Linked DNA regions of Homo sapiens: region 1 is linked to region 2. Evidence: read pairs that join two places in POLR2A ChIA-PET (ENCODE). Cell type or tissue: OCI-LY7. All regions are shown on one strand.

What was found. Peaks named below come from ENCODE experiments on the same cell type or tissue, not always from the same donor. Only the 100,000 strongest peaks of a DNase experiment are listed, where the experiment ranks them.
Region 1: POLR2A ChIA-PET joins it to region 2 with 6 read pairs; 2 of 35 experiments call an interaction of 5 or more read pairs at or near these places.

What each region holds. Positions count from the first base shown.
Region 1 is chr9:128,149,388-128,151,887 of GRCh38, reverse strand. LCN2 (lipocalin 2) reads right to left here and starts at 2,435. Exons shown (of 7, transcript NM_005564.5): 1 at 2,225-2,435; 2 at 1,514-1,650; 3 at 171-250. The coding sequence starts at 2,362. RefSeq lists a silencer at 1,036-1,085. In OCI-LY7, CTCF peaks have their summits at 935 and 1,137; a DNase peak (open chromatin) is centred at 1,097.
Region 2 is chr9:128,479,913-128,482,412 of GRCh38, reverse strand. It overlaps ODF2 (outer dense fiber of sperm tails 2), which reads right to left. Exons shown (of 21, transcript NM_001351578.2): 9 at 762-833. LOC124902281 (a long non-coding RNA gene) reads left to right here. Exons shown (of 2, transcript XR_007061803.1): 2 at 1,597-2,200. Among named protein-coding and RNA genes, the nearest start is that of ODF2-AS1, 8.2 kb to the right of the region's middle. In OCI-LY7, no CTCF peak of the experiment used is centred here; no DNase peak of the experiment used is centred here.

The sequences.
Region 1 (2,500 bases), 330 kb after region 2:
AGGGGTCAGCCCTGCCCTGGATGGGAGGAGGGAGCTGTCCCCTCCCTCCCCAGCCCATCAACGTGGGCTTCTCCCCATACAACACATCTGTGTGGAGGGGCAGGAAGGTCTGTGCCCCTACCCAGCTCCCCGGAGCCCCAACTCAGTGCCCCACCTCACTCAAGACTCACTCTTAATGTTGCCCAGCGTGAACTCGCCGGGCTGGCAACCTGGAACAAAAGTCCTGATCCAGTAGTCACACTTCTTTTTCCTTGGGAGGGAGAGATGGGTGGGTGAGAGGGGAGACAACCCAGGCTTGGGCCTCCTGTGCTGGACAAGGTGGGGCCAGGGCAGCAGCAGGGTTCTGTTGCTCTCAGTCCGGCCCAACCCGTGACAGCTCATCCCCCACTACCTGGAGGGGCCCTACCCCACCCAGCCGAGATGGGCCTGGGCCTTCTCCCTGAGCTGACACCAGGCTGTCCCTCCTGGCCTGCCTGGGGCCCCTGGACCCCACTCAGACCCTCCAGCACCCGATGTCCTTCTTTCCTTTGGCTGCCTCCCTGGGTGGCTTTCACCCCCCCCGCCACCCAACACACAGAAACCCTGCATTTCTCCCCTGCACTCAGCTTGCTGCTTCCCTTCCTATACCCTCTCCCGGGGATCCACCTCGGTACTTCCAGTCTGCTCCATGCCAGCCGTTCCCCTAGCTCTCGGGTCAAACCTGACCCCATCCTTGAGTCCTCCCACTTCCCATCCCCTGGCACCCCAGGGCTGAGCTCCCCAACCTGTCTGTATTCTGCTCCTTGCTCCACAAATGCCCCAATCCCAATCCACTCAGCTGCCAGAGTCAGAAACCCACTGGGGGCGGCTGATCCCTGGCTCCCTGCCTCTTCACCCTGCGCCTGTTCTCTCACACCTGTGACGGCCCCGCTTCACTTTCGCTGGTCTCCCGACCCCCTAGGCTGCACCCCACCAAGTCTCCCCACCCTGCGGCCCAAGAGCCCTGCTCTAAGCCACTCCGCAGCAGATCCGCTGGGGCGGGGCCTGAGGACCGTGCTAGGTGCTAGCGTGGCCACCTGCCCCTCCAGGCTGCTCAGCAGCTCTGCTCAGGGTGACCCTGCGATGGCTTGCTCCTTCCTGAAGGGGGGGCTCTCTCTGACTCCAGCCCCTGCCGGGAACACCCCACATTTCCTTTTGAAGCAGGTTGGCTCTTTTAAGGCCACCTCCCTGGAAGCCTTCCATGAAGGCACTGGGTGGGGTTCCAGGCTGGATCCAGTGTCCCCTCCTCCCGCTCCCAGGCACCCCTCCTCTCTCCGTCTTGTTTTCTAACGACTGTGCATGTCCATCCCCACCACTGTCTGTGTGTCTGCATGGAAATGTGCTATAAACGTTGCTCTAAGGAACAGAGGAAGGATGAACACAGATGAATTCCGGGCAGAACAGCGAGGTGAACGACAGGATCCCTCAGCTTTGGCCATCCCTTGCCTGTGACGTCAGTCTGACTCTCACACCCCCAGGAGATGTCGGCCCTCACCTAAACAGGACGGAGGTGACATTGTAGCTCTTGTCTTCTTTCAGCTCATAGATGGTGGCATACATCTTTTGCGGGTCTTTGTCTTCTCTGAGAATTGCATTCCCTGCCAGGCCTACCACATACCACTTCCCCTGGAACTGCAAGGGACTGATAAGAGGCACAACCCAGGAATGGCCCTAGGAGCCACCCCTCCAGCTCTGTCCCTGTGGCACCTCTGGGCCGCCCAGCTTGGAACCATGAGCCCCTCTAGCTGGGCAGCAGGGCCCAGGCTGGGCCTGCACTGGTGAAGGGGCAGGAGCAGGAGGCCATCAGTCCAGAAGGGAGTCCTGGGGGAAGAGGCGGTTCTGAGTCTGGCAGGGAGGAGGGTGACCTCCTCACTGGAGGAGGCATGTGGCTGGTGGGCCTTCCTGAGCCTCAGTTTCCTCATCTGTGCAGGGGGACTAAAAGTGCTCCCACCTTCTTTGGACAATGGGGGTTATGGGAGAGGGGATGTGGACCTGGGGGAGTCTGTTCAGGCTGAGAGGGGGTGGGGATGGGGGGAAGGGGCATGGTTTCCACCAGGGGACCCTGGTGGCACAGAGTGAGCTGAAACCTGGACCCTGGACTCCTAGAGTCCTGCCCAACGCTCTTCCTGAGTCTCTTCACCTCTCCTCCCCTCTGCTCCCACTCTTCCCCAGGCCCTGCCTGCAGGTGCCCCTCTTGGCCCCTTACTTGGTTGTCCTGGAAGTTCTGCTGCAGAGGGACCTTGCTCAGAGGTGGGGCTGGGATCAGGTCTGAGGTGGAGTCCTGGGCCTGGGCATGCAGAGCCCCCAACAGGGCTAGGCCCAGCCACAGGAGACCTAGGGGCATGATTTCAGGGCCGAGGAAGCAGGCGCTGTGGTGGCTGCTGGGCCTGGCAGGGGTGGAAGAGGAGGTGGCGAGTGAGAGGCTCACCTGGGTGGCCCTATTTATGGGATCTAGGGTGGGTTGATTCATTCTTTGCCAAGG
Region 2 (2,500 bases):
CTTCTGTGTCTTTTGAAAGAGCTGCTTGACGGTTCAAGTTACTGATGTATATCATAACTTAACAAGGGTTCTTGAGCTGGGAATGCACATTTAGGCATTATCGCCGAGCTTGCTGCATCTCCACTCCTTCCTCAACTAAGCATCAGAGGCCACAGACCACACCTTGGGAAACTGGGCCTCCGTCTCCCTCCCCTCTCTTGGAGACTTACAAAAGCATTAATACAGCAGACACTCCAAAAAAGTCTTGAAAGAAGCTGTTGAACTTCATGTTCAGGCCAGCCTATGGTTTCCCAAATTTAACTGGCTATGGAACCTCCCCTTCGGTTTCTTGCACTCATTAACATCTTGAGGAACTTAGGGTTCCATGAACAGACTTTGGAACATGCTGCTTTGGGAGAGATTCCTAGAATTAGGATTACTGAGTCCAAAGGTGTGTACTTTTTGATGGCTTTGAATCCATAATACTAATTTGATGGAAATCCAGCTTTAACAGACACGGATGATTTACAAATCCAACATCATCATTACCCTCTCTATGTTGGTGTCCAGCTTTGTGGCTCAAGGTCTCAAGTAACTAACTAGACAAGCCTATCAGAACAAGCGTGACAGGAGGACATCAGCCCATTTTACAGATCGTGAAACTAAGACCTAGCGAAATGCTCCAGCCCTCCTGCCTTGATCCAAGCACCTCTACACTTTGTAGTGGAACGACGCTCTTGCCACCTGTACCCACTAGAGTAGACAAGGGCAGCCTTAGTTACCGCTTTCTCTGAGTCGGCCTCCGCCAGCCGTTTCAGCAGTGCTCCTTGTTGCTCCATTAGTCTTTCAGAATCCTTCAAAGAAAGGCAAAGGAAAAAGTCAAGTCATTAAGCAATAAACCCAGATGTCTACATTTTATTGATTCTTTACCTTTTCCAAAAATTGTATTTTTTTTTTTTTTTAGAGTCTTACTCTGTTGCCCAGGCTGGAGTGCAGTGGTGCAATCATGGCTCACTGCAGCCTGGTCCTTCTGGGCTCAAGCCATCCTCCCATCTCAGCCTCCAAAGTAGCTGGAACAACAAGCATGCACTACCATGCCCAACTTTTTAAACATTATTATTATTTGTAGAGTTGGAGGGTCTCCCTGTTTGCCCAGGCTGGTCTTGAACTCCTGGGTTCAAACAATCTGCCTGCTTTGGCCTCCCCAAGTGCTGGGATTACAGGTGTGAGCCACCACACCTGGCCCAAAAAACTGTAGTTCTAATTTGAAAAGTAATGTGAATATATTCTCACTATAAAATAGTGAATGCTAATAAAGCTACAGTTCCTCCTGTACCCACCTCCAAACCCTACCCTACTGCTATTAGTTTGAGGAGTATCCTTCCCATCCTTTTTCTCTACATCTACAGAGAAATACTGTATTTCTCTGTATTGAAAATACTGTACAGAATACTGTATTGAAATACTGTTTCTCTGTAATGAAACAGCATTTTGCTGCATCAAGAGAAATACTGTTTGTCTCTGGGGGAAGGGGAAAGGGATTCATGTGTAACTTTAGGAAAATAATATCATATTGTATTTATGTGTTAATTTTTTTTAATTTTTTTTATTTTTTAGAGAGGAAGTCTCGCTCTTGTCCCCCAGGCTGGAGTGCGATGGCACGATCTCGGCTCACTGCAACCTCTGCCTCCCAGGTTCAAGCGATTCTCCTGCCTCAGCCTCCCGAGTAGCTGGGATTACAGATAACTGCCACCACGCCCGGCTAATTTTTGTATTTTTAGCAGAGACAGGGTTTCACCATGTTAGCCAGGCTGGTCTCAAACTCCTGACCTCAGGTGATCTGCCCGCCTTGGCCTCCCAAAGTGCTGGGATTACAGGCGTGAGCCACCATGCCCAGCTGTTACTTGATTTTTAAAAACAGCTTTATTGAGATATAAATTTGAACACCATTTAAAGTGTACAGCATGGTGACTATAATTAATGATGTATTATATACTTGAAATCTGCTAGGAGATCTTAAGTGTTGTCACCACACACACACAAAAAGGTAACCATGTGACGTGATGGATGTGTTAATCAGCTTGATTGAGGTGGTCACTTTACAATGTATATGGGTATCAAATCATCACGATGAACATCTTAAAATGTATACTACTTCTGTTTGTCAAATATACCTCAATAAAGCTAGAAGAAAAAATAAAGTATACAATTAAATGGCTTTGGTATATTCCATTATTAACTTTTAAAAATTGTGGTAAAATATATGTAACATAAAACTTGTCATTTTAACCTTTTTATTTCTTTTAGAGACACAGTCTAGCTCTGTCACCCAAGCTGGAGTGCATGTTGTAATCATGGATCATAGCTCACTGCAACCTTGATATCCTGGACTCAAGTGATCCTCCCACCTCAGCCTCCTCAGTAGCTGGGACCACAGGTGTGTGCCACCACACCTGGCTAACCATTTTTAAGCGTAAAATTCAGTGGCATTTAGTATATTCATAATACTGTACAACCATCA